2 separate regions of the Homo sapiens genome follow, and region 1 is linked to region 2. The links are chromatin loops, found by intact Hi-C in ENCODE. Cell type or tissue: CD14-positive monocyte. All regions are shown on one strand. Each heading gives the region's core, and the rest is flanking DNA. Links, peaks and the distances in the headings are about the cores only.

Evidence for each region. A loop is a pair of places that touch in the nucleus more often than their neighbours do. Peaks named below come from ENCODE experiments on the same cell type or tissue, not always from the same donor. Only the 100,000 strongest peaks of a DNase experiment are listed, where the experiment ranks them.
Region 1: it touches region 2 in a loop (4-fold over the local background); 19 of 110 quality-filtered maps call a loop at or near these places.

Annotation. Positions count from the first base shown.
Region 1 is chr15:45,423,212-45,432,478 of GRCh38, reverse strand. It overlaps COXFA4L3 (cytochrome c oxidase associated subunit FA4L3), which reads right to left and starts at 1,869. Exons shown (of 5, transcript NM_197955.3): 1 at 1,824-1,869; 2 at 1,647-1,709; 3 at 1,393-1,478; 4 at 347-407. The coding sequence starts at 1,682. RefSeq lists a silencer at 1,847-1,926 and an enhancer at 7,379-7,878. In CD14-positive monocyte, for the core only: CTCF peaks have their summits at 1,836 and 2,041 (motif pointing left); a DNase peak (open chromatin) is centred at 1,998; H3K4me3 peaks cover 720 bases; H3K27me3 peaks cover 2,214 bases.
Region 2 is chr15:45,608,938-45,620,188 of GRCh38, reverse strand. BLOC1S6 (biogenesis of lysosomal organelles complex 1 subunit 6) reads right to left here. Exons shown (of 5, transcript NM_012388.4): 5 at 10,481-11,251. Among named protein-coding and RNA genes, the nearest start is that of SQOR, 20 kb to the left of the region's middle. RefSeq lists an enhancer at 5,518-5,637. In CD14-positive monocyte, for the core only: CTCF peaks have their summits at 5,589 and 5,788 (motif pointing right); a DNase peak (open chromatin) is centred at 5,778.

The DNA.
Region 1 (9,267 bases), core at 5-5,004, 180 kb after region 2:
TGGCCAAGCTGGTCTCGAACTCCTGACTTCAAGTGATCCACCCGCCTCGGCCTCCCAAAGTGTTGGCATTACAGGTGTGAGACACCGTGCCTGGCCGGTATCCAGATTTTTAAGTTTGCCAGGTATTATGTGAGCCATAGTTCCAAAAGTGTATATGCTTCTCATGAGTGGATGGACAATGCTCCTGGCATAGAGTAGGCTCTTAAAATTTCCTCATTTTAATTACTCGATGAAGGCACAATTGATCTAAGTTACACAATAAGGGTAAGGTACTAAATCTATTTTGCTCACAAAGGTGCTAAGGTTTGGGCAAAATATAAATCATTTGTTTTTAATTTAACAATACCTTTTGAGGTACAGTAGGGTCCACAGTTTCCCAAGGTTCTGGATTTTTTTTTCGATCAAGGCTAAAATTAAAGAAAGCCAATTAAACATTAAAAGATGTGAATTTAAACCAACACTGATACTGGGTTTATAAACATGTTAGGGACAAAACCAGTCTCATACTAAGGCATGTGTCTGCTAATGATCAGGAACCATCAGTAGCAACTAAAATTGATTGAAAATTCTCTAAGGGAGTTTCATGGTGTGGCTCAAACATTAAACATCAGTTCCCCTAAAGGGTAGGAGGTCTGTATTCTCTTGATTGGGCTGCATTGGGGAAGGATCCCACAAACCAAATAACCATGGGAGTGAAACTGCCAAGCCAAGGACATGCAATAATGTTCTTATCTCAGTCTGTGGGAGGGGCAGGTTGAACTCTGCAGGTGGTGAACTCCAGGGCTCTAGGCTCCTCTGCCAGCGGTTAGAGGACTGCCCTCTCCAGCCCTGCACCAGCCTCCAACAGTTTCAAGTTTATCTTTTCCTCATATTCCAGGATACATGTTTTTGTTTTTTACTTTCTTCTACCCAAAGTTGAGATTAGGTTCATCGTAGACAACTGAATCTATCAATTCTACCACATTAGTAAAAATCTAATAAGCTAAAATTTAAAATTTTAATTAAAATGATTGTTTCATGATATATATCTCCCAAAACCACTGAAGAACTTTAAATTTCAAAACTTAAAAAAAAAAAAACAAGCTTTACTTCACTGCCAGAGAGTGGAGAAGGGCCAATGGGTAAAAGAATAAACACAAGAAATAAACTAATTTGATTAATATCATGGGTTTTTTTAAATTTTTTCTTTTTTTTTTCTAATTTTCATTTTCTGACCCATTGGTAGACAATATCATAAGAGTTTTCTGATAAAAGATGCTTTTTAACCCTGACTCCCAGTTCACAATTTGGCATTCTCATCCATGGGAAAAAAATAGGAAACTTATACATTTCATAAACTAAAAGTCATCCAAACACTGCCAAAAACGTTTTTATAAATTGAGACCTACTTACATCACATCGGTTTTCCAAAGAGAATACACAGCGAAAGATGAGGCTCCACCCGCCGCCACAGTCATGAACACCACCAAGGGAATGAGCTAACAAATAACAGGTGGAGGGGACACATTTGGACACTTCAATATGAAACATTTGAAACACAGCAAAACAACTGTATTTATTTTATACTTTGTTCAAAATCTGTGCCATCTTTTCATCTTTAAAAATGAAAACTTTAGTCAAGATTTTCAATTGTTTTTAAAACTTACTTCCTTCCTTTTCATCAGGAGTTGGAAAAAGCTCATGATGACTTCAGCGAAGAATTGCCAAATCTAGAAATTAAAAATCCAAAGTATTGATCGCCTGGTGGGCGCCAAACCGTCCACCGCGCTCCGCAGGCCAACTGCGGGCCGGCGCGTCCGCGTCTCTGCAGATGGGAGACTCACCTGGACGCCGGGCGGTGCGCACGGACGATGGTAACGCCCGGAACCGAACGGGCCGGCGGCCTCCCCACCTTATATATAGCGACCACAACCGCCCCGGGTGGGCCGGGCCAGCGCGCTCTGGTCACGCGCGTGGGGCGGGGAGCGCGAGGGACCTGACTCGCTTTCCCCGTTGGGCACGCGACTCCCGGGCGCCCCCTGCAGGACATTCTGCGGCTGACGTGAAGCGCCCGAACGCGGGCGCTGGCGCCCCCTGCCGCTCGCCGCGGTCTTCCTTACCTGCCGACCCCGGTCGCTCTTGGCCCCCCTAGGTGCTTGTGAGGAGTTTGGAGGTTTGGGGAGTAGGAGGTGGAACCCCCTAAGAGGGGAGCGCAGATAGCCGAGGCCTGAGGGAAAGCCAACCCTTCTAAAAGGGTATCCGGGCCTGGCGCGGTGGCTTAGGACTGTAATCCCAACACTTTGGGAGGCTGAGGCAGGAGGATCACTCGAGTCCAGCCTGGCCAACGTGACGAAACCACGTCTCTACTAAAAAAAATTAGCGGGCGTGGTGCTGCATGCCTGCAGTCCCAGCTACTGAGGAGGGCGAGGCAGGAGAATCGCTTGAGTCCAGGCCTTTGAGGTCGCAGTGAGCCAAGATTACACCACTGTATTCCAGCCTGGGCAACAGAGCGAGACCCTGTTTTAAATAAAATAGAATAAAACAAAATATTTAAATAAGCAAATAAACAATAAAAGGGGGTCCGGAAAAATGAGCTGCAGACCGGAGGGTCCCAGGAGAGGCTCCCAGGTGCAGGCGGGTAAATTAGAATTAATCCAATCACATTAAAAGCTCCAAAATGTGGTCTGTGCACCTATGGAGATCATTAAAATTAAATTGTAAAGTTTATTTCAGAATAACTCCCAGGGCGTCCTGACTTTTTCTGCTAAAAAAAAAACCCAAAAAAACAAAAACAAACAAATAAACACAATAAAACAAAAACCCGAGGTCGAGGGAGAACAAACAAAAGAATAAGCTGGGGAGGCTGTCAGGAGAAGGTCTTTCTGCAAACGACCCTGCCGGCTGGTTTAGTCTTTGGGTTCCCTCCTAACTCTCCTCTAAGCCAGCAACCTCACTTTGCAGTTTGCAGGCGGCTGCAATGGTAACAATTTCACAGAGCCAGGGGCTGTGTGTGTGCCAGACACTGAGCCAGATTCCCCTCGGCAAGGTGGGTGCAAAGTCTTATTAAGACTCAGAGAGGCTCTGGTCACGTCACTGGTAAGTGGCGGCGATGCCATCAGAACGCAGGTCTGTCTGGTGCCCAACACCATGGTTCTGTCTGCACCCCTCTGTTAAATACTGCAATAAGTAAAGGACCAGTTATTTTAAAACAAACAGTTTGAAGTTCAAGCTGTAAGTTAAAGTTAAAAGGCAACATCTTAACGTTCCCTGAAATTGGCTAGACCCTGCTGTGTTTCAACCCCATTTTCATTCTAAACCTGGGTTTTGTAGTCAAATGGACCTGAGTTCAGAGCCTGCCCCTGCTATACTTATTATTAATAGCTGACTTTAAGTAAACTACTTAACCTTCATGAGTTTCAGTTTATATATCTGCAAAATGGGGGCAAACCTGGCAGGGGAGAGAGTTGGAAAAAATGTTAGAATATATGTAAAGCATTCTGTCCTGCTTGTAGTAGGCACTCAACAAATAGTTACTATATGCAAAGATTTGGTTTTTTGTTTGTTTTGTTTTTTGAGCCAGAGTCTCGCTCTGTCACCCTGGCTGGAGTGCAGTGGTGTGATCTCGGCTCACTGCAACCTCTGCTTCATGGGCTAAAGCGACTCTCATGCCTCAGTCTCCTGGGCATCTGGGAATACAGGCATGTGCCACCACGCCCCGCTAATTTTTGTATTTTTAGTAGAGACAGGTTTTGCAACGTTGGCCAGGCTAGTTTTGAACTCCTGACCTCAGGTGATCCGCCCCCCTCAGCCTCCTAAAGTGCTGGGATTATGGGTGTGAACCACCACGCCCAGCCTCAAAGATTTGTTTTATGTAAGGCTGATCATAAATGTAGTTTCCCACTCCCTTACTCTGGCAAGCGTTCTTACTGTTTAACCCCAGAACTGTAACTAGAGACATTTGCTAATTGGATGGATCTACGTTATATACTTCAAAGAAAATTCAACATTAATTCTCCTTGGTTTGTATTACCTAGAATCAGAGAAGCCTTTTAATGAAAGACTTCTAAGGCTACTTCTGTCAGAAGATTCTACAAAAAAACCTCATGTTATTAAGAAACAGAAGTTTTTCTAGGATGGAAGGAAGGGAGGGAGAGAGAAAGAGAAACAGGACGAAGAGAGAGAGAAGAAGAAGAAATAAATTTTACATTAGTATTTCATGAGCCCAAAATTGAAATTAAAAATGTGTAGCCATTGCCTATTAATGACCTTAAACACAGAGCCGTGCTTTGCCAGTATCATTTCTTTTCAAAATGTAATGCAGTTTTTTAGTAGTCTAGGCATTATTCTGAGGATGGGGGCATAGCAGAATTAAAAAGAGTAGTAAGACACAAATCACTTACTTCAAGGTGCTTGCAATTTAGTAACTCTAAATAACTCTAATGCAAGGCATGATCTGTTGCCAAGACAGGTGATTAATTCTAACTAAGGGGGTCTGAGAAAACTTACCAAAGGTGGGGTATTTATTTGAATATACAAAAAGACAAATCAACTGTAAAAAGACATTTTGGGGGCAAGTGGGAAACTTAAATAGGATCCAGACATTAGATGATATTAAAGGGATATTGTTAAGTTTCTTAGGTGTGATAATAGTATTGCAGTTTATATATATATATAACTGCAATATATATATAACTGCAATAACTGCAATATATATATATCTCGGCTCACTGCAACCTCTGCCTCCCAGGTTCAAACAATTCTCCTGCCTCAGCTTCCCGAGTAGCTGAGACCATGGGCGCCCGCCACCATGCCCAGCTAATTTTTGTATTTTTAGTAGAGAGGGGGTTTCACCGTGTTGGCCAGGATGGTCTCAATCTCTTGACCTCGTGATCAGCCCGCCTTGGCCTCCCAAAGTGCTGGGATTACAGGTGTGAGCCACCGCGCCTGGCCGGCGATTATATTTTTTAAATGGCCTCTCCCTTTTTCAGAGCTTGTATGTGGAAATATTTAAGGGAGAAATATTATGATGTCTGGGATTTACTTTAAAATATTTCAACTAGGCCAGGTGCGGTGGCTCACGCCTGTAATCCCAGAACTTTGGGAGGCCAAGGTGGGTGGATCACGTAAGGTCAGGAGTTCGAGACCAGCCTGGCCAACATCTCTACTAAAAAATACCGAAAATTAGCCAGGTGTGGTGGTGGGCGCCTGTAATTGCGTAATCCCAGCTACTCCGGGGGCTGAGGAAGGAGAACCACTTAAACCTGGGAGGTGGAGTTTGCAGTGAGTCAAGATAGCGCCATCGCACTCCAGCGTGGGCAACAAGAGCAAAACTCCATCTCAAAAAAAAAACAGAAACAAAAACACTTCAACTAAAAAACAAATTAGGAATATTTTACAAAATAATAATTATTTAACGTAGGTGATAGGTATGTGTGGGTTTGTTGTACTCTTCCTTTTATGTATGTTTGGAAATGTTTAAAATAAAACATTTTTAAAATTCACAAATTATACGTAGTTAGTTACAGATATAATTTGCCCATATAACCTTTAAGATCTTATTCCTATTTGCAGCAATAAAAATTAAACCCAGAAAGCCACACTTTTCTTCCTTTTCATAATGCCTGGGTATATCAAGCTTTTGAGATATCAAAGTCAATATGTAGTTTGGTCTTTCCCTGATTCAAGAATTATAACACTGTGCTTTGGGTGACTCATTTATATTTTACAATTAATAATATTACGGCAAATGCAGCAATTTTGAATTATTTACTCAATAAATTCTGTTGGCCAGGTGCCGTGGCTCAGGCCTGCAATTCCAGCACTTTCGGAGGCAGAGGTGGGAGGATCACTCAAGGCCAGGAATTTGAGACCAGCCTAGATAACATAGCCAGACTCTACAAATTTTATTTTTTTTTTTGAGACAGAGTTTCACTCTTGTTGCCCAGGCTGGAGTGCAATGGTGCAATCTCAGCCCACTGCAACCTCCGCCTCCCAGGTTCAAGCAATTCTCCTGCCTCAGCCTCCTGAGTAGCTGGGATCACAGGCCCATCATGCCCAACTAATTTTTTGTATTTTTAGTACAGAAAGGGTTTTACCATGTTGGCCAGGCTGGTTTCGAACTCCTGACCTCAGGTGATCCACCTACCTCGGCCTCCCAAAGTGCTGGGATTACAGGCATGAGCCACTGCACCCAGTCTACAAAAAATTTTAATAATTAGCTGGGTATGGTGATGTGGGCCTGTAGTCCTAGCTACTTGGGAGGCTGAGGCGAGAGGATTGCTTGAGCACAGGAGCTTGAGGTTACAGTGAGTTATGATTGTGCCACTGCACTCCAGCCTGGGCAACAGAGCAAAACCCTGTTTCTTTCTTTCTTTCTTTCTTTTTTGAGATGGAGTCTTGCTCTGTTGTCCAGGCTGGAGTGCAGTGGGGTGATCTCAGCTCACGGCAACCTCCACCTCCCGGGTTCAAGCCATTCTCCTGCCTCAGCCTCTCAAGTAGCTGGGACTAACAGGCATGTGTCACCACACCTGGCTATTTTTTTTTTGTACTTTTAGTAAAGACGGGGTTTCACCATGTTGGCCAGGCTGGTTTCAAACTCCTGACCTCAAGTGATCCACCTGCCTCGGCCTCCCAAAGTGCTGGGATTATAGACGTGAGCCACTGCGCCCGGCCCAAAACCCTGTTTCTTAAAAAACTAACAATAAAAAACTGTCACCAAAACAAGTACAGTTGACCCTTGAACAACTTGGGGATTAGGGGAACTTACACACCCCTGCTCTCCACATAGTCAGAAATCTGCATATAACTTTTGACTCCCCCAATATTTAACTACTAATAATCCAGTGTTGACCAGAAGCCTTACTGATAATCTAAACAGTTGACTAACACATATTTTGCTTTTTATATAGGTAAAGTTCTTACAATAAAGCAAGCAAGAGAAAATAAAAATGAAGAAAATCATAAAAAGAAAATATCACTTTTTTTTTTTGAGACGGAGTCTTGCTCTGTCGCCTGGGCTGGAGTGCAGTGGGACGATGTCAGCTCACTACAACCTCCGCCTCCTAAGTTCAAGTGATTCTCCTGCCTCAGCTTCCCAAGTAGCTGGGATTACAGGCATGAGCCACCGGGCCTGGCTGAGAAAATATATTTCTATTCATTAAGCAGAAGTGAGTCATCAGAAAGGTCTCCATCTCTTCAAATTGAGTAGGCTGAGAAGGAGGAAGAAGAGGAGGGGTTGGTTCACTGCTTCAGTGTGGCAGAGGTGGAAGAAAATTCACATATAAGTGGACCCAAGCAAATCCCAGCACTTTGGGAGGCCAAGAGGCTGATCACCTGAGGTCAGGAGTTCGAGACCGGCCTGGCCAACATGGTGAAACCCCGTCTCTACTAAAAATAGAAAAATTAGCCGAGTGTGGTGGCAGGTGCCTGTAATCCCAGCTACTCAGGAGGCTGAGGCAGGAGAATCGTTTGAACCCGGGAGGCAGAGTTTGCAGTGAGTCGAGATCGTGCCACTGCACTCTAGCCCGGGCGACAGAGTGAGACTCCATCTAAAAAATAATTAATTATAAGAGGACCCAAGGAGTTTAAACTTGTGTTGTTCAAGGGTCAACTGTATGTGACTTAAGAACCTTCAGATTTTCTGCCCTTTTGCCTGAGGTTGTGAAGGCAAGACCCCAGAAAAGAAGTTTGTCATTCAGTTCTTTAGCAATAAGAACACTTCCCACTCCAAAATGTAATGGAATTCATAGCCTCACCACCAGCAACCAGAGGATAGACATGAAATTAGGGTCCTCCCTGCCCCCAAGCCCTGTGTACTGGCCAGGGTGCCCAGAAGGCACCGCCAGGCCAGTACTGCCTGGGTGACCAGGATGAGAAACAGGCACAGCTCCCAGCCCTTCAGACCCTGGCAGCCCCCAAAGCAGCCCACTCAGGACACTCACCAGCATCACCCTCTGTGGCTGCCCCGGAGCCCATAATCCCTTGGGGGGTCTTCCCCACCCACCTCCAGTTACCAGCAACTTGTAGAGCCTTTCTCTAGCTACTGCCACTCAGGCTTGCAGGGGCATGGAGACATGGCTGCTTGGTTCATACCCCAGGAATTTAGATTTTTTTTTTTTTTTTTTTTTTTAGGATGGAGTCTCGATCTGTCGCCCAGGCTGGAGTACAGTGGTGCGATCTTGGCTTACTGAAACCTCTGCCTCCCGGGTTCAAGCAATCCTCTTGCCTCAGCCTCCCGAGTTGCCAGGATTACAGGCGTGAGCCATTACGCCCAACTGTTTTTTTTTTTTTAGTAGAGACGGGGTTTCACCATGTTGGCCAGGGTGGTCTCAAACTCCTGACCAGCCTGAGTCAGGTGAGGTGATCCACCCGCCTCGGCCTCCCAAAGTGCTGGGATTACAGGCGTGAGCCACCATGCCTGGCCAGGAATTTAATCAGTCCAGCTCAGGCTTTTCTGAGAAAAATAGAAATTTCATTATTAAATATTTTTTGTTGACATTCTTTCTCCCTGTTCCTGATGATGGATGTGTTAATCCTGACCTCATCCTTCAGTGGCTGCCTTATGACCAGGCTTATAGCACTGGATTTGCTGAATTTTGGAGGTTCCAGGGATGTTCTATGTTGTTTAAGGTTAGTCAGCCTTAAGCAATAATGTGGCCCAGAAAGCAGTTTGAGTTCAGTTTATAGGGAAAACTGTTTACACTTCCCAGTATACCAGAAAGAAGGTGTTCAGAAGCTGGTGTTTTAATTTTCTCACAGATCAAGAATACAGCTTTTGGAAGTTGTCCAGAGCCATTCTAAAATCAGATTCGAACAGGATCAAAGAAATTCTTGATCTCATTTTGTCATCTATTGAGCATTTCAGTGAGAAGAGACACATAGTCTTTATGCTCAGGAAGCTTTCAATGTTCTGTTGAGAAGTTACAGTCATCCCTCTATATCTGCAGGGAATCGGTTCCAGGACCCCTCTCAGACACCAAAATCCACGAATACTCAAGTCCCTGATATAAAATGGTATAGTATATGCAGGTTGCCTACACACGTCCTCCTGGTTATACTTTAAAAAAATCTCTAAATTACTCATAATACCTAGTATAATATAAATGCTATGCAAGTAATTGTTACACTATTGTATTTTATTTGTGATTTTTTAAAATTTGTATTTATTTATTTGAAACAGTCTTGCTTGGTCGCCCAGGCTAGAGTGCAGTGGTGTGATTTTGGCTCACTGCAACCTCTGCCTCCTGGGTTCAAGCAATTCTGGGGCCTACCTGAGTCCCAGAGTAGATG
Region 2 (11,251 bases), core at 2,926-7,925:
CCATGGTGTTGGAGGTGTGAGTGGTGGGAAAAGATGTAGTGTGACCACTGAATGGATCTGCAGGCCTCCTGGGCCCATTGTAAACTGGGCTTTATCTAGCACCCCATTTTTTAGTTGGTCCTCCTAAACTCTGCTCTAACAGCAGGGCTATGATGCTTCTTTGGGTCTCTCAGTATCAGTGCAACTCAGACCCTTTGTCCAATAGTTTTTTTTTTTTTTTTTAGCGGGAGGGAGTCTTGCTCTGTCGCCCAGGCTGGAGTGCAGCAGCACGATCTCGGCTCGCTGCAACCTCCGCCTCCTGTGTTCAAGCGATTCTCCTGCCTCAGCCTCCCAAGTAGCCAGGATTACAGGCGCCCACCACCACGCCCAGCTAATTTTTGTATTTTTAGTAGAGACAGGGTTTCACCATATTGGCCAGGCTGGTCTCAAACTCCTGACCTCAAGTGATCCAGCCTCAGCCTCCCAAAGTGCTGGGATTACAGGCATGACCCACTGCGCCTGGCCTGTCCAATTACTTTATAAATGTCTGATTATTCCCCCTTCAGTGTATAGTCACCCAAGAAAATGGCCATAGGTCCCTTTGAGGAGACTAGGGGAATCATCACAGTATATGTTTGCCATCATGTTGCACGGTTCTTCCTTCAACCACCTCTCCAGTCCATGTATCCAGATCTAAAAATTAACTTAAGTCTGGGAACTGGGCAAGGGAGCCGGATTTTTATTGAAATTACTGCCCTCAGCCTCTTGCTCCTCCAATTTGCTTTAAAAAAATAAATAGATCAGGGATCAGTATATGATGGCCCAGGAGCCATTGATGGCCTGATCTAGTCAATCATCTATTTTTCATAAACAAAGGTTTGTTAAAACACGGGACACTCGTTTGCTTACATATCGTCTATGGTTGCTTTTGTGCTACAACAGCTGAGCTGAGCAGTTGCCACAAAGAGTGTATGACTTGCAAAGTCTAAAATATTTAGCCCTTTACCTGAACAGTTTGTTGATCCCGTTATAGATGCTAAAAGCATCCTTGTTGACTGCCTGCCTGTTTTGCTTCTAAGTGCAAAATAGACACTACGCTCCATTAACCATGTCCACAACCCCCTGCTGGTAAAGCCCAGTGATTGTCACTCAAACCCTGCCTTTTGGTGGGTAAGGCAATTAAAGCCTCCTGGCTCCTGGCAGTTAAGTGCCACCTCCTGGCCCCCATCATGCCCACAGATGCTGACAAGCTCAGATTGTAACCGCCACTCCTACCATCAGCACGGCCTGCAGAACTTCTTAGTGATGGTGCCCTTCTCATCAGTGCATTTCGATGGCTGGGAGAATAGTGTATCTTGTGTGCCTTCTCATAGGACATATTCTCTGGTGGGTCTTTTGGCCATATATATATATTTAATATATAGAATATATATTAAATATATAGAATATATATTTAATATATATTCTATATATTTAATATATATTATATATTCTATATATTTAATATATATTATATATTCTATATATTTAATATATATTATATATTCTATATATTAAAATATATTATATATTATATATTATAAATATTAAATATATATTATATATTAATATAATTAATATATATTTAATTATATATTTATTATATATTTATATATTTCAATATATATTAATTATATATAAATAATATACAATTATTATAATATAATTTGTATTAATATATTAATATATATTAAATATATAATATAAAATATATAATATATATTTAATATAATATATTATATAATATATATAAATATATAAATATATATAAATATATAAATATATATTATATAATATATATAAATATATATAAATATATATATTTAATAAAATATATATATTTAATAAAATATATATATTTTTATATATTTAATATATATAATATATATTTAATATATATATTATATATATTAAATATATATATATGGCCAAAAGACCCACCAGAGAATATGTCCTATGAGAAGGCACACAAGATACACCACTCTCCCAGCCATCGAAATGCACTGATGAGAAGGTTACCATCACTAAGAAGTTCTGCACGCCGCGCTGATGGTCAATATTAAATTTTATATATATATTAAATTAAATATATTATATATTTAAACATTAAATTAAATATATTATACATTTAAATATATATTTAATTAAATATATATATATATATATTTTTTTTTGAGATGGAGTCTCGCTCTGTCACCTAGGCTGGAGTGCAGTGGCGTGATCTCAGCTCACTGCAAGCTCCGCCTCCCAGGTTCACACCATTCTCCTGCCTCAGCCTCCCGAGTAGCTGGGACTACAGGCGCCCACCACCCCGCTCGGCTAATTTTTTTTTTTTTTTTTTAGTAGAGACGGGGTTTCACCGTGTTAGCCAGGATGGTCTCGATCTCCTGAGCTCATGATCCACCCGCCTGAGCCTCCCAAAGTGCTGGGATTACAGGCGTGGGCCACCGCTCCCGGCCTATATTTTCGATTTTAAAATAAATATAATACCTTATTACAAAAATAGAGATGGGGATTCACCGTGTTGCCCAGGCTGGTCTCGAACTCCTGAGCTCAAGCAGTCCACCAGCCGCAGACTCTCAAAGTGCTGGGATTATAGGTGTAAGCCGCTGCGCCTGGCCCGGCCTTATATAATATAGTCCTTCAAACACGTCCACTTCCTTCAGCCTCTTTGTTCTTATCTGTACTATCTGCCTGAGTGAAGAAGTAAAGGAGGGTTGGGGAGAAGCATTAAACTACCAAGCAGAGCTTCAGCAAGGCTAACAGGGAGTCCTTGAATCAAAGTCAGAGAAGTCCCATGTCTTCCAGGAATAGACCTGTCTTAGTATCCCTGCCGGCCTTAACTATTTGCTAGGAGCAGCCTGTATAGGAAGCATGCCTGGGTGCAAATGCAGATAGGTCTCAGTACAGCAATGGAGCCCTTAGGCCATTTTGTTCCCTGTGGCTGGAGGTGTGTGAGGCACATTCTCCTGGCCACCATAGGAGCCAGAACAAAGACCAGGATGGGTGTGACACAGCCTGATTTAAATGCCAGTCTGCGTCTTTAATAACAGGTCTGACTTGTAAAGTAATACAAGCTGCTGCTCAGGATGGCACTGCTTTCAGGAGTGTCTTTTGAGTCAGTAGAATAAGACGGCTCCCAGGCAGACTGCATAGGGACAAAGTGATTCGTGTGTGCCTCACCTCCTCTCTCCTTGCTATTATACTTGCAATCCAAACAGGAAAGAAGTACTTGCCCTGACTCAGAAGCAGTCTATTCCCTGTTCCTCCATTCTGAGAGGGTGAATTGACAGATCTTAGGATTCCTCACTTGAGGCCTAGGCTGTGAGGTGGTTAAAGGCCAAAAACAACCCACCTGCAATGAGTGCATTTGCCTGGAAGCTGCAATTGCAGCAAGAGCCATTGATGTCACAGTACGTTAATGCCAGTAAGAGTCTTAGGGATCACCTCCTGTCTGTACATTTATCCCTAAGGGAAACTAACTTTCTCCAGTGATAAAAATTTCGCTTCTAGTACTAGCTATGCTCTTTCTTCAAAGCTATGAAGGTGCAAAATAGATGGAGCTGAGTGGTAGGCTACAGACCCAGAAATGCAGGCCCAGGAAGGCAGAATCAAGGATAGATTTCTCCAGATGGTGGTGGGGATGAAATGTCTCAAAACAGCCCTGCCTTAACGGGAATGTCCTAACCATCCCGCAGTTGTTAATTTCTCCTAGCAGCTTTGTCTTCCTTCTATCAGCATCATTGTTATCTCAAGGAGACGCTCCTGAGCCAAATCTCACCCAGTTCTAGTCTCACTGTTGCTCATTTCTATCCCTAGAGGTGTGGAGTTTTACCGGCTGTCTAGAATTAAAGCAACCTTGCAGGAAAATAACAGTTCTGTGTATCCTCACCACTAGGCTCTCTCCTTACAGAGAAACTCATGCCTTCTTCACTTTTGTTCTTCCAATATCATCAGACTGGATAAAGAAAAATAGCAGATAGATTGGTGTAGCCCCATAATTCCCCATTATGGATATAGTTTTATCAAGATATTTAAAGTAAAACTCCTAAGGTCAATTTCTATCCCTACTCCTAGGGTCTCCAACTTAAGAAAATTCACCTTTTTCCAAAAATCAAATCCCAGCCCCACCACCTACACCTGTGTGATCCTGGGCAGTTATCAGACCCAATGCGTCTCAGCTTCCTCACCTGTAAAATGGTAATAACAATAGTTACCTCCTAAGGTTGCTGTTATGAGATAACATGTATAAAGCAACTGAAATATAATACACGCTCAACAGAGCTGGGGCTCTGAATTTTAGGTTTGAGAAGGAGCTGACATAGATCTGGTATTAAAAATCTAGCCAAATATGAGAATAAGAAAAGAAATTGGACGACATGAAGGAAACACGCAGCAAAAAAATAAGGGAAACACCCAGGTGTGTGGCCGAGAGGAAGATTACATCTCTGTGCTGGTCATTGATATCTTCGTCCTTGAATTCCTGGATTAGCAGACATGGAAAATACATAAACTCCTAAGTAGGATCCTTATTATTAAATTAAATAATGTACATTAAAACATTTTGAAAAATATAACTTACTAGAATAACCTACAAGACAGTGATATGCTTATAGTTGCAATAAACAGAGATCTGTTAGGCACAGGAGGGCGGTATGGTAAAAATGTTTGTGAAAATGTGGAAAACAAGAACCTTAGCCTAGAACCCAAGAAAAGTCTAGCGCCCAAGTCTCACAGAGCCCATACAGGCAAATTGGCTCAGGATCCAAGGCATTTTGAGGGAGCTGATTACTTTGTCCCCTTTCAGAAGCAGAAGTTCATCAACCTCCTACTCATCTCCACTTAATACTCATCTACTCTGTCAGTATCTGTGTGCCCTCTCACTTATTTAATTACTAAAGGGTTGACTCTGACTATTCTAGTGCATATTCCCCAGATGGTAATTGACTAAGCCATTGAGATTCCCTGCAGTCTCCATCTAGGCAGAGTTTCTCCTGCCAGGCCAATTCATCACTGACTAGCCCGTGGGTTGGCTACTCTTGGGCCAGGTGTCCACCCCATATCCAATCAGTTAAGGCCTGACATTGTAGGCTCAGATGAATAAAAGCATGGAAACACATGGGATCCCAAAGATCCCAGCAAGATCTTTGGACTGGAATGTTTTTCTTAAATGACGATTCTGAGCATGGCTGTTAATAGATGACAGATGAATTGATCATTAATTGATCAAAACCTCAAGCCTAACATCAAACTGGGAGACTCAAGAAGTTAGAAAATATCTTAAATCCTATAAAATGTTTCAGATAGATTGCTTTCAAGCATCTCACTGTTTAAACAAAGGTCAGACCATACAGAAAATCCTAATTTGCCTAAAAAGTTATAGTTAAAAAGGCTTAGGCCAGCCAGGAGCAGTGGCTCCCACCTGTAATGCCAGCACTTTGGGAGGCCGAGGCCAGGAGTTCGAGACCAGCCTGGCCAACGTGGCAAAACCCCATCTCTACTGAAAATACAAAAAATTAGCCAGGGGTGGTGGTGGGTGCCTGTAGTCCCAGCTGCTTTGGAGGCTGAGGCACAAGAGTCGCTTGAACCCGGAGAAAGAGGTTGCAGTGAGCCGAGATCGCGCCACTGCACTCTAGTGTGAGCAACAGAGCAAGACTATCTCAAAAAAGAAAAAAGGCCTAGGCCGGCCAAACTTCATCAGACCAATTGAGACAATACTAGAATTTGTAGAACTGGGAGAACAATACCACAAGATGGCAGCATTATCCCTTTTGTGCCTTGTACTGTTAAAAAGTCTGAGAGCCAGATTATCTGTTGAGCCTGCTCTCAATTGGCCCACCTCTTTCCTGAAGCTATTTTTAAGAGAACTGAGCAGCCCCTAGTTGATGGAGAATATATAAATCTAAATAGACATGGCATCTATTTTTTTATCCTCCAGTTCACTCATTATCTCTGAGCTCATTTGATTTCTAAAATCTCAGGACCTGTTATCATTATTTTTTAGTATAATTAAATACATAATTAGGCATGGAAGCAGTGGCTTGTATTATCCAAGGATTACAAGCTCCTTAGCCATGTCTGAATTGCAGAAATTCAATTTTTTAATTGTAACATTCTTTATTTGTCATTTATGTAATCCAGTTTTTCGTTATAACTTTTAAAAATATATGTATATCTCTTTCCTACAAGATTCAATTCAAGCCCAAAATACATACTGAAAACCAACTATGAATGTTAATTTTATGTGGGAATTTGGGTAGGCCATGGTGCCCAGTATCTGGCCAACCACCAGTCTAGACGTTGCTGTGAAAGTATTTTTAAATGAGATTAAATTTAATTCAGTAGACTTAAAGGAGATTGTCCTCCATAATAGTGGGGGCCTCATCCAAGCAGTTGAAGGCTTTAAGAGAAAAAGACTGAGATCCCCAGGGAAGAGGAAATTCTGCCTCCAGACCGCCTTTGGACTCAAACTACAACATCGACTCCTCCCTGGGTTTTCAGCTGTTGGCCTGCCCTACAAATTTCAGACTTGCCAGCCCTCACAATAAGCTATAGACCAGGCACCGCACCATGGAATACAAAGATAATTAAGAAATATCTTGGGCCGCGCACCTGTAATCCCAGCTACTTGGGAGGCTGAGGCAGGAGAATCGCTTGAACCCGGGAGGCAGAGGTTGCAGTGAGCCGAGATCGAGCCACTGCACTCCAGCCTGGCAACAGAGCAAGACTCCGGCAAAAAAAAAAAGAAAAGGAAAGAAATATCTTTGATCTCATGTTAGGAAAACTCCCTACTGGAACCAATAATTGCCTCCATAAGTGGAGGGCAAGCTCAGACCAAAGGAAGAGGTAGACCACTCCAGGTTGGTAGGTAGCCAAAAATTTATTCAGGGGGAACTTACATAGAAGGCAGTCTTGGGCAGCAGCAAGACAAGGTACATCTCAGAACTTGCAATATACACCTAACCTTTCATACCATGAAAATGAAAGTGCACAGAAAGTCTCTGATGACATGTTAAGCCATCTGGTTGCTTTCTTAATCTATTTACTCTAGTTACCTTCTATCTCTTTAATTCCTACTTACAGGGATTGTTTGGGTTCCCTACAATGAATGTTCCTAAGCATGCTGGGCAGAGGGTGGGACTGCAGGGAATGGGGTAGGGGGAGGTTCCAGGCAGCAGCAGTTCACTGCTTCCTATGACTCACTTCAGTCATATACCCAGAACGCATCTGAAAAACACATGAACACATAACTAATACTGTGTTAAGACAATGTATTATGAAAATACTGTGGGAACACAGAAAAATAAATTCTTTGGGTGGCAGTGAGAAAAACTGTAAAGAGGTGCCATTTGACTTGCAAAGAATAAACAGGTCTCCAACAGGCAGACATTAGAGGCAGTGGAAACCCGATGAGCAAAAATAGATGTGCAAAAGGTGGCAAAATAAGTAGTCCCCCATGTAGATATGTGACTTCGAGGTACTAAGATATAATATCCAACATTTGAGCTCTTACTATTTTGTTAATAAGGGCTTTTATATAGATATCATGAAACTTTACATCCTTATCAAGTTACAAGCTCTTAGAATCCTAACTTCACGATTTTAGAAACTTAGGAACACAGAATTTAAGCAATTTGTCTAATGCCCCAAATCAAGCAGGAACATGAACCAAAGCAGTCTGACTTTATTTATTTATTTATTTAGGGACAGGGTCATGTTCTATCACCAGGCTGGAGTGCAGTGGTGGGATCATGGCTCACTGCCTTGACCTCCTGGGTTCAAGTGATCCACCCACCTCAGCCTCCCAAGTAACTGGAACTACAGGCATGTGCCACCACACCTGTCTAATTTTTTCTTTTCTTCTTTTTTTTTTTTTGGCAGAGATGGGGGGGGGGGTCTCACTATGTTGCCCAGGCTGGTCTCGAACTCCTGAGCTCAAGTGATCCTCCTGCTTCAGCTTCCAAAAGTGCTGGGATTATAGGTGTGAGTCATCATGCCCGGTTTCAATCTGACTTGAGTTCATAATCCTAAACACTATATTACTAAGGCCCTATGTGCTTTAAAATTTTAAATGTTATAATCAAAGGGGAGCCTAGGAACCTTCAGGTTTATAGACATATTTTTGTTTCTTAGTATTCCCTCGTCTTTTTTTTTGAGACGGAGTCTCACCCTGTCACCCAGGCTGGAGTGCAATGGGGCGATCTTGGCTCACTGCAACCTCCGCCTCCCAGGTTCAAGCGATTCTCCTGCCTCAGCCTCCCAAGTAGCTGGGATTACAGGCACGCCCTACCACACCTGGCCACTTTTTTGTATCTTTAGTAGAGACGGGGTTTCACCATGTTGGCCAGGCTGGTCTCGAACTCCTGACCTTCTGATCCACCTGCCTCGGCCTCCCAAAGTGCTGGGATTATAGGCATGAGCCACCGCGCCAGGCCTGTATTCCCTTGTACTTTTTAACTCTCTCTTCTAATGGACTAATAAAAGTCAGGCCTAAAAATAAGAGTGAAAATCATTCTCAGAGTGATTTTCAGCCCATCCTTATCAGGATTTGAACATTGCAGGCTTCCTAGAGCTCATTAGGAATATATTTATGGTCTAAACCAGAATGAACAGCTACAAACTTTTCCTCCGTTTACAATAAAGTGACAGTAGGGGGCGACTTTTTGTTACTTTTAACCAAAAACAGGTGGATTCTGTTTATTCTTTACAGAAAAATAGGTGGATTGTTTATTCTTTACAGAATAAGCCTCCCTTATTCAGGGTACGTACATGAAGCATAAATTACCTTGACCTTCCACGTTGGTCTAGGCCTGTTCTTTTCTCTTTCTCAATCACCACCCCCATCCCATCCCAAATTTTACCCACCTTCTCTTTGATTGCCCTTCTTTTACAGTGTGTTTCTTTGGAATTTTTGCTTTAAGTGCTTTTCAAATTGCAGTCATTAGAACTGTCTCTCTTGACTACTCACTTCATTCTCCTACAGGTTTTGAAAATAAACCTAGTCTCACTCAAATGCTAACCTGAAGACTAAATGGAATCTGACCTCATACATACAAACTGAGGTAAAACAGTAGGAATAAACTTGTAACCCCAGCACTTTGGGAGGCCGAGGCAGGCAGATCAAAAGGTCAGGAGATCAAGACCATCCTGGCTAACACGGTGAAACCCGTCTCTACTAAAAATACAAAAAATTAGCGAGGCATGGTGGTGGGTGCCTGTAGTCCCTGCTACTAGGGAGGCTGAGGCAGGAGAATGGCGTGAACCCGGGAGGTGGAGCTTGCAGTGAGCCGAGATCGCGCCACTGGACTCCAGCCTGGGAGACAAAGCGAGACTCCGTCTCAAAAAAAAAAAAAAAAAGCATCTCTCAAGCCATGCTGGATGCTGCGGACCAGGATGCAGTGTCAGACATGGGAGTTATTGTCCACATCATTGAAAAGGACAAAATCACCACCAGGATTGAAGGCCTGAATGGACTAACCCTGTTCGCAGAGCCCACTTTTTTTTTTTTAATAAAATAGCCTTAAAAAAAAAACTTAAAAATCTGACCTAAAATATACTATCAGTTGGAAATTTTCATTTTTTGTAAGTCGTACATGCAGGGATCCTTTTGAAGCACTTTCTACCAAACTACTAACAGTGGGTATTATTTTTGTTCTCAAAGAAAAGTGAAAAACTTTATGAAATTGGTTTGACTAGAATCTTTTCACACTATCATATTTATTTATTTATTTATTTAATTTTTTTTTTTTTTGAGATGGAGTCTCGCTCTCGCTCTGTCGCCCAGGCTGGAGTGCAAGCACACCACCACACCCTGCTCATTTTTGTATGTTTAGTAGAGACAGGGTTTCACCATGTTGGCCAGGCTGCAGGCTGGTCTTGAGCTCCTGACCTCAACTGATCCAACCGCCTCGGCCTCCCAAAGTGTTAGGATTACAGGCATGAGCCACCATGCCTGGCCTCTATCCCTTTTTTTTTTTTTTTTTTTTTTTTTTTGAGACAGGGTCTCACTCTGTCGCCCAGGCTGGAGTGCAGTGGTGTGACCTCGGCTCACTGCAACCTCTGCCTCCCAGTTCAAGTGATTCTCCTGCCTCAGCCTCCTGAGTAGTAGCTGGGATTACAGGCATGCACCACAATACCCGGCTAATTTTTGTATTTTTTGTAGAGACAGCGTTTGCCATGTTGGCCGGGCTGGTCTCGAACTCCTGGCCTCAAGTGATCCACCCACCTTGGCCTTCCAAAGTGCTGGGATTACAGGCATGAGCCACCGTGCCTGGACTTTCTATCACCTTTCTAAAAGAAATTTCAAGAGTGGACCCATAATTTTGTGACACAATAGATGGAGAACATTAAGAGAAAGATAACAGGTGAGAAGAGAAGAGAGTAGAATGTTTGAAATAATGTACATGAAGGGGAGTATATAGCGCTGTGCACAGAAGGATGCTTGATAAATGACATCAGATAATTCAGAGACCTTTTTTTATTAAATGTGTAAAAAGCAGTTCTCATCTTACAAGCTCAAAATCAGACGAATGTATGAGGGTGTATAATTGTTATATTTATAAACTGTATCACCCAAAAACTCAATGAGGACACAATCTATATTACATTCAACATTTGCATATTTACATGATACTTACTGCAAAGTAAATACAAAATGAACTCCCATCATTTTAGTTCAGAACACAGGTGATATAATTTCAAAACAAAGGCAATTTTTTTCAACAAAGAACAGAAGTCTCCCAAGTACCAATTCACTATTTTGCAGAAAAATACAACACTAATTATAAGATTTCCATTCCAGTTTAGTCAGTAAGATACGTTGTTTGTTTGTTTGTTTGTTTTGTTTTTAGAAACAGGGTCTCACTCTGTCATACGGGCTGGAGTTCAGTGGTGCGATCAGAATTCACTGCAGCCTTGAACTCCTGGGCTCAAAGAATCTTCCCACCTCAGCCTCCCAAAGCACTGGGATTACAGGTGTGAGCCATCACAGTCTAGTAAGGTATGTTTTTGTTACTGAAATACAGCTAAAGTTTTGGATTTTAATCACCAAAATAACAGTACTTCTGGTTTACAATTGACTTTAAAATAAAGGATACTAATATATATTTATTTTCACATTTTTTTTAAATCTTCAAAACTGAAATACAATTCTGAAAGTATTTGTGCCTTGTCATTTGTTCAATAAATTTGATTTGTTTTTAAACAGGTCACAAAAGTTCAATTAGCTAACCAG